Linked DNA regions of Homo sapiens: region 1 is linked to region 2. A link is an interaction called in ENCODE POLR2A ChIA-PET data of the cell type or tissue named here. Cell type or tissue: Panc1. All regions are shown on one strand. Each heading gives the region's core, and the rest is flanking DNA. Links, peaks and the distances in the headings are about the cores only. Region 1 overlaps SLC38A4-AS1 (SLC38A4 antisense RNA 1). Region 2 overlaps SLC38A4-AS1 (SLC38A4 antisense RNA 1).

Region 1 (4,397 bases), core at 179-4,178, 200 kb after region 2:
TCTTTTATCTTCATTCTTGCCAGTATCTGTTGTTTTCTGAAATTCTGATAATAGCCACTCTGATTGGTGTGAGATAGTATCTCATTATGGTTTACATTTGTGTGTGTGTCTCTTTTTTTTTTTTGAGACAGAGTCTCGCTCCATCTGTAACCCAGGCTGGAGTGCAATGGCACGATCTCAGCTCACTGCAATCTCCAACTCCCAGGTTCAAGCAATTCTCCTGCTTTAGCCTCCCGAGGAGCTTGGACTACAGGCATGCACCACCACACCACACTCGGTTAATTTTTGTACTTTTAGTAGAGATGGGGTTTTGCCATGTTGGCCAGGCTGGTCTCAAACTCCTGACCTCAGGTGATCTGCCTCGGCCTCCCAAAGTGCTGGGATTACAGGCGTGGGCCACTGCACCTGGCCTGTGTCTCTCTTATGATTAGTGGTGCTGAACATTTTTTTATTTGTTGGCCACTTGTATGTCTTTTGAGGAGTGTCAGTTCAAGTCCTCTGCCTACTTTTTAATGGGGCTATTTGTTTTTTCTTGTTGATTTGTTTAAATTACTTATAGATTGTGGATATTAGTCCTTTGTCAGACACATAGTTTGCAAACATTTACTCCCATTCTGTGTGTTGTCTGTTTATTCTGTTGATAGTTTCTTTTGCTGTGCAAAAGCTCTTTAGTTTAATCAGGACCTAATTGTCCATTTTTGTTTTTGTCATGTTAGCTTTCAAGGACTTAGTCATAAATTCTTTGCCTTAATCAATGTCTAGAAAAGTATTTTCTAGTTTTTCTTCTAGGATTTTTATAATTTGAGGTCTTACATTTAAGACTTCAATTCATCTTGGTTAATTTTTGTATATGGTGAGAGGTACGGGTCCAGTTTCATTCTTCCGTGTATAGCTAGCCATTTATTGAATAGAGTGTCCTTTCCACATTGTTATTGTTGACTTTGTCAAATATTAGTTAGTTGTAGGTGTGCAGCTTTATTTCTGGGTTCTCTATTCTATTCATTGGTCTATGTGTCCATTTTTGTACCAGTACCATGCTGTTTAGGTTACTGCATCCTTGTAGTATAGCTTGAAGTCAAGTAATGTGATTCCTCCAGCTTTATTCTTTTTGCTTAGAATTGTCTTGATTATTTGGGCTCTTTTTTGGTTCCATATGAATTTTGGAACAGTTATTTCTAATTCTGTGAACAGTGACTCACAATTTGATAGGAATAGCATCGAATTTGTAGATGTGTTTGGGCAGTATAAACATTCCAACGATACTGATTCCTCCAATCCATAAGCATAGAATGTTTTTCCGTTTGTTTGTGTCATCTGCGATTTCTTTCAGTAGTGTTTTGCAGTTCTCCTTGTACAGATCTTTAACCTCCTTGGTTAGATATATTGCCGGATATTTTATTTTTTGTGTGTGTGGCTACCATAAATGATATTGCATTTTTAATTTGCTTCTGAGCTGAATGTCATTGGGTATGGAAATGCTACTGATATGTGTACATTGATTTTGTATCCTGAGACTGCTGAGGTTGTTTATCAGATCTAGGAGTCTTTGGGGAGAATCTTTAGGATTTTCTAGGTATAGAATCTTATTGTCAGCAAAGAAAGATAATTTGACTTATTTTTTCCTATTTGGGTACCTTTTATTTCTTTGTCTTGTCTGATTACTCTGGCTAGGGCTTCCAGTACTATGTTGAATAGGAGTAGTTAGAGTGTACATCCTTGTTTTATTCCAGTTCTTAAGGGGCAATGCTTCCATCTTCCCATTGAGTAAGATGTTGGCTGTGAGTCTGTCATAGATGGCTCATTATTTTGAGGTATGTTCCTTCAATGCCTAGATTGTTGAGGGCTTTTATCATAAAGAGATGTGCCCGGGAGCCAAGATGGCCAAATAGGAACAGCTCCGGTCTATGGCTCCTAGCGTGAGCCACACAAAAGACAGGTGATTTCTGCATTTCCACCTGAGGTACCAGGTTTATCTCACTAGGGAGTGCCAGACAGTGGGCACAGGACAGTGGGTGCAGCGCATCATGTGCGAGCCAAAGCAGGGCGAGGCATTGCCTCACTCAGGAAGCACAAGGGGTCAGGGAGTTCCCTTTCCTAGTCAAAGAAAGGGGTGACAGATGGCACCTGGAAAATCGGGTCACTCCCACCCTAATAACTGCGCTTTTCTGACCGGCTTAAAAAATGGCACACCAGGAGATTATATCCCGCACATGGCTCGGAGGGTCCTACACCCACGGAGTCTCGCTGATTGCTAGCACAGCAGTCTGAGATCAAACTGCAAGGTGGCAGCGAGGCTCAGGGAGGGGCACCTGCCATTGCCCAGGCTCACTTAGGTAAACAAAGCAGCCAGGAAGCGTGAACTGGGTAGAGCCCACCACAGCTCAAGGAGGCCTGCCTGCCTCTGTAGGCTCCACCTCTGGGGGCAGAGCACAGACAGACAAAAAGACAGCAGTAACCTCTGAAGACTTAAACGTCCCTGCCTGACAGCTTTGAAGAGAGCAGTGGTTCTCCCAGCACGCAGCTGGAGATCTGAGAACGGGCAGACTGCCTCCTCAAGTGGGTCCCTGACCCCTGACCCCCGAGCACCCTAACTGAGAGGCACCCCCCAGTAGGGGCAGACTGACACCTCACACAGCCAGGTACTCCTCTGAGACAAAACTTCCAGAGGAACGATCAGACAGCAGCATTCGCGGTTCATGAAAATCCACTGTTCTGCATCCACCGCTGCTGGTACCCAGGCAAACAGGGTCTGGAGTGGACTTCTAGCAAACTCCAATAGACCTGCAGCTGAGGGTCCTGTCTGTTAGAAGGAAAACTAACAAACAGAAAGGACATCCACACCAAAAACCCATCTGTAAGTCACCATCATCAAAAACCAGAAGTAGATCAAACCACAAAGATGGGGAAAAAGCAGAGCAGAAAAACTGGAAACTCTAAAAAGCAGAGTGCCACTCCTCCTCCAAAGGAACCCAGCTCCTCACCAGCAATGGAACAAAGCTGGACGGAGAATGACTTTGACGAGTTGAGAGAAGAAGGCTTCAGACGATCAAACTACTCAGAGCTTCAGGAGGAAATTCAAACCAAAGGCAAAGCAGTTGAAAACTTTGAAAAAAATTTAGATGAATGTATAACTAGAATATCCAATACAGAGAAGTGCTTAAAGGAGCTAATGGAGCTGAAAGCCAAGGCTCAAGAACAACGGGAAGAATGCAGAGGCCTCAGGAGCCGATGCGATCAACTGGAAGAAAGGGTATCAGTGATGGAAGATGAAATGAATGAAATGAAGTGAGAAGAGAAGTTTAGAGAAAAAAGAATAAAAAGAAATGAACAAAGCCTCCAAGAAATATGGGACTATGTGAAAAGACCAAATCTACGTCTGATTGGTGTACCTGAAAGTGATGGGGAGAATGGAACCAAGTTGGAAAACACTCTGCAGGATAATATCCATGAGAACTTCCCCAATCTAGCAAGGCAGGCCAACATTCAGATTCAGGAAATACAGAGAACGCCACAAAGATACTCCTCGAGAAGAGCAACTCCAAGACACATAATTGTCAGATTCACCAAAGTTGAAATGAAGGAAAAAATGTTAAGGGCAGCCAGAGAGAAAGCTCGGGTTACCCACAAAGGGAAGCCCATCAGACTAACAGCGGATCTCTCGGCAGAAACTCTACAAGCCAGAAGAGAGTGGGGGCCAATATTCAACATTCTTAAAGAAAAGAATTTTCAACCCAGAATTTCATATCCAACCAAACTAAGCTTCATAAGTGAAGGAGAAATAAAATACTTTACAGACAAGCAAATGCTGAGAGATTTTGTCAACCAGGCCTGCCCTAAAAGAGCTCCTGAAGGAAGCACTAAACATGGAAAGGAACAACCGGTACCAGCCACTGCAAAATCATGCCAAATTGTAAAGACCATCGAGGCTAGGAAGAAACTGCATCAACTAACGAGCAAAATAAGCAGCTAACATCATAATGACAGGATCAAATTCACACATAACAATATTAGCTTTAAATGTAAATGGGCTAAATGCCCCAATTGAAAGACACAGACTGGCAAATTGGATAGAGTCAAGACCCATCAGTGTGCTGTATTCAGGAAACCCATCTCACGTGCAGAGACACACATAGGCTCAAAATAAAAGGATGGAGGAAGATCTACCAAGCAAATGGAAAACAAAAAAAGGCAGGGGTTGCAATATTAGCCTCTGATAAAACAGACTTTAAACCAACAAACATCAAAAGAAACAAAGAAGGCCATTACATAATGGTAAAGGGATCAATTCAACAAGAAAAGCTAACTATCCTAAATGCATATGCACCCAATACAGGAGCACCCAGATTCATAAAGCAAGTCCTGAGTGACCTACAAAGAGACTTAGACTCCCACACATT
Region 2 (4,397 bases), core at 132-4,131:
TCATTGTGATACTATAATGACAAATACATGTCATTATACATTTGCCCAAACCTATAAAATGTACACTACCAAGAGTGAACCCTAATGTAAACTATGAGCTTTGGGTGATAATAATGTATATTTATCAATTGTAACAAATGTACCCTGTGGATGGATGCAGAGAGGATGTTGATAATAGAGGAAACTGCATATGTGGGGACAGTGAGTATATGAGAAATCTCTGTATCTTCCACTCAACCTAACTAAAACTACTCTAAAACTAGTCTATCTTTTAAGAAAGTATCTTAGAGTGATACACAATAATTTCTAACATCACTATCAAATTAGTAAAAAGAAGCACCAACACTGGATGTTTGCATTAAAAAAATTAAGTGAAGCTTAGAGAATACATTTAAGCCTTAAGGTGAAGTGCAGAAAGAGTTAATGGGAAAGACTGGTGTCTGGTAGTGCCCCATCTTTTGTTGTTGTTGTTGTTGTTGTTGTTGTTTCTTACTCACTCTACCTCCATGAAGAGCACCTAAAGACATATTTAGTAGCCAAGACTAGTCAATAATAAGTTTCTATACTTGCTTGTTTTAAATTAGAAACAAATTGGTACATAGAAAAGCTAATATTGATATAAAGACTTTGTTACATAAATATGAGCAATGTCCACAAGCCTGAGATGGTAAAGTATGACCCATAACTTCTCTTCTTCCAGATGATCCCTGGAGCCTTTTCTGAAGAATGCACACTTATCCTTGCCTCCACCTCAGTCCGAGAGTAGGGTTCACCACCTTTCTTGACACAATGTCCACCATTCAGGTGCTTTTCAGCCTGCAGTAGTTTGGTCTTCTAACTCTACTGGGAATTGATTCAAGGCAGAAATGTGCTGCTGAGTGTCTTCCTGGTGATATGGATGAAAACAACAAGTTTTGTGGGGATTTATAGTTATCCTCTAAACCATTTCTTCTGTAAACTACATCACTCCTTTGTGGGGAATGGCCAGAAACAATCTCAGTCCCAACTTTTATGGGAAAAAGAATTTCCTGAGTTACTTCTGAAGTGATCTCACTCACATATTATGTAGGAAAAGCTTTTACTAAGCTTTACATAGCAAAAATGTTGGTCATAAAAAACATGCTTACCACAGACAAACCTCACTTCTAAAAAGCAACACCAACATTTCAGCTTCAACCCTGATGACCTCTATATCTCACATCCCTTCACTTATACTTTCTTTGCACTGTATGGCCAATGCCTCCCCAGCCCTAAATACAAAGCTTTCTTAATCACTTTCACACCTACCTGACTCTCATTCTGAGAGATGGCAGAAGCCCAGTATTTCTAGGCTTATTGTAATGCTAGCAACGTTTATTGTAATGACAACCAGTTTCAATAAGCTACCAGTTGACATGTCAATTCCTCTGAAAACACTAATTTTGACACTTGGAATGATTTAAGGAGAGCACAAGAGAATGGAGGAAATGAACCCATCTTGAAGCCTGGCCATTGTGACAGCCTCTCACTATGTGACAGTCATTTCACACAGAGTGAGTTCTAAGGTATAACACATCTTCTTTTTTTGTTTTTTTTTTTTTTTTTTGAGATGGAGTTTCACTTTTGTTGCCCAGGCTGGAGTGTAATGACACAATCTCAGCTCACTGCAACCTCCACCTCTCGGTTCAAGCGATTCTCCTGCCTCAGCCTCCCAAGTAGCTGGGATTACAGGCATGCACCACCACACTTGGCTAAATTTTTGTATTTTTAGTAGAGACGGGGTTTCTCCATGTTGGTCAGGCTGGTCTCGAACTCCTGACCTCAGGTGATCCACCCACCTCGGCCTCCCAAAGTGCTGGGATTACAGGCATGAGCCACCATGCCCGGCCTGGTATAACACATCTTCCAAGACAAGACATCTGTGGGAGTCACTAGACAGCCTCTGGTGGGAACAAGAAGTATTTCAAGAACCAGCTTCATCATAATTGTCCTTCAGTGACTCTGCACAGAGCCAAAATATCACCTTTCTTTACTCCAGAATAGATGGCCCCTCCTCCAGTCACTCCTGTCAAAACTCTGTACTCCACACCCTTCCCTAGGATTCCTCCAAATCCTCACAATCAGATAAAAGCACTGCCTTTGCTCAACCTCCATAGCATTATGTATCTATTGGATATTTTAAATATTCAATTTGCATTACAAATGTGTAATTGTTTAATCTCTTTATTAACTGGTAAAAAGGCAAGAACATTTTTTTAACCACCCCAGGACCTAGTGCTATACCTTGACCTAGTAGGAACTCGGTATTTGCCACTACTAAATACAGATGGTCTGCCACCATCACCAGTATGTTGCTAAGATTAATATTTATTTTTATTATCCTAATATATTTGAAAGCTTCAAAAAGAGACAGTGTAATAAATCCCAATACAAAAATTTGCTAGGATTCAATTAGAGCTTTTATGCTTTTTTTTTTTTTTTTTAAAAAAAGATTACTTAGTCCAAAAATCTAGGATCTAAGGATTTTTTTATGTAAGTCATTGGATGTAAGCAGAAATATGTAATATGATAAAGCAACATTTAAATTATTAATAACAATTAACCATAGTAGAACAGAGTGCTTTTCTTTTTCTGCCACTGAAATGTACATTCTGTCCCTTTAGAGGATGGTTATGTAACATGCCATTGAAATCCTACCTGCCCCATCTCAAAACTGGTAGGGTGCCTGCTTGCCAACTCCAAATGTCTTACATTTCTTCTTCTATTTCATCCTAAGAATTACCCAGTCATTTTCATCAGGCTTCCATTCCAGGACTCCTCCTGTAGCCCAATGTTGCAAACAGGTGCAGTCAGCAAGGGTGCCAAGTGACAGGAGCCAATCCTGGAAATCAGAGTTAGAGAATCTCTCTCTCTCGCTCTCTCTCTCTCACACACACACACACACACATATGTACACACACACATGATACCCAAGCTAACCACAGTTATCAGAATCACTGAGTTGTGAAAATAGTTCATTTTGCAATCACTATGTTAATTAGTTAATCATTGCAAAGATTAGCGATGGTGACAACCTTTGGTTTGTGCTCCTTTAAACTAGTTAACTATGGAATGGAAAATCAAAATCACAGCTGAAAATGTCAGAGAGAGTTGCCTGTTTTCTTCACAAACACAGAGCCATAGACACTTCAACAACAAATGATTCCAGTGGGGCAATAGAGAAATGAAAGGCAGGATCACACGAGATTGGCTTCTGAGGTACCCACCTCTCCCATGGGGGCCTTAACTCTGATTTCTTATTCAGTGGGCCTGGGGATTTGGTTCAATCTCTTAGTTACACGGATGAGGTTATACAGATGAGAAGAGATCCATGCAGCACACACATCCTGGGAGCCTACAGAGCCAGTGCTTCTGAAACAGTGAGGAAATCAGGGGTTGCTCAGCAGACAGTTTGGGAGGAAGCAGGAAGCCAGGAACACTGAGTCTTATTCATTTTCTTTAATGCAAGGTAGTAGAGCACATAACAGGGCAGGAGTTCTCCAAGTGTGGACCCCAGACAGGACCAGCAGCATCAGCATCACCCTCAAATGTGTTAGAAGAGCAAATTCTTGGATCCTACTCTGGATCTATTGAATCACAAATTCTGGAGTTGGAATGCAGAAATCTATGTTTAAACAAACTCTTCAGATGTTTTTGATGCATTCCAATGTTTGAGAACCCTGCAACAGGAGATAGTCAGTAATCATTTGTATTGCCTTTTGAGAAAGCTCAACTTGCTTCTAGATATGGGTGGACCTAGATCTGGAAACTCACTGAAGACCTCACTGCCAATAGACTGTGAAGGTCATAGTGAGAATTTGAGAATTCCTATCTCTTTCCTATCCAGAGTAACTGATCAGTTCTCACAGTTTCCAGGAATGGACATCCCGCTGAGTTCCCTCCATTAGGACCTGCTGTGGGACAAAGTTGCCTACATCATTATCATCATCACCATCACCACCAGCATCATCATCATCACTGCCAACATTTACACAGTGGTTGCTATTTGCCAAGCACAATTATTAGAACTTTATAAATATTTATCCACTTAATCTTCACACACACACACACACATCATGAGGTTGTACTATATTTGTATTCTCCCCATTATACAGATGAGGGGACTGAAACAAAGAAAGATTAAGTGATCCTTCAATAATTTCACCACCCCTAAGGGTCAGAACAGGGTTTTGAACCCAAGTAAACTGCCTCCTGAACTCTATTCATGAACTCTGCACAAGAAAGGCAACCTAGATAGTGGTTGAGACCTCCTGATTTGGAGCCAGGATATCTGGATTTTAGTCTGGCGGCAGCACTTACTATTATCGGTCATCTATTAATTGTCTGGCCTCTAGTCTCACCCTTTCCTAAAAATCCAT

Evidence for each region. Peaks named below come from ENCODE experiments on the same cell type or tissue, not always from the same donor. Only the 100,000 strongest peaks of a DNase experiment are listed, where the experiment ranks them.
Region 1: POLR2A ChIA-PET joins it to region 2 with 5 read pairs; 2 of 35 experiments call an interaction of 5 or more read pairs at or near these places.

What each region holds. Positions count from the first base shown.
Region 1 is chr12:46,424,550-46,428,946 of GRCh38, reverse strand. All of the region lies in intron 2 of SLC38A4-AS1 (SLC38A4 antisense RNA 1), which reads right to left. Among named protein-coding and RNA genes, the nearest start is that of SLC38A4-AS1, 43 kb to the right of the region's middle. In Panc1, for the core only: no CTCF peak of the experiment used is centred there; no DNase peak of the experiment used is centred there; H3K27ac peaks cover 2,170 bases.
Region 2 is chr12:46,628,523-46,632,919 of GRCh38, reverse strand. The region is part of intron 3 of SLC38A4-AS1 (SLC38A4 antisense RNA 1); the gene reads right to left. Among named protein-coding and RNA genes, the nearest start is that of SLC38A4, 200 kb to the left of the region's middle. In Panc1, for the core only: no CTCF peak of the experiment used is centred there; no DNase peak of the experiment used is centred there; H3K27ac peaks cover 328 bases.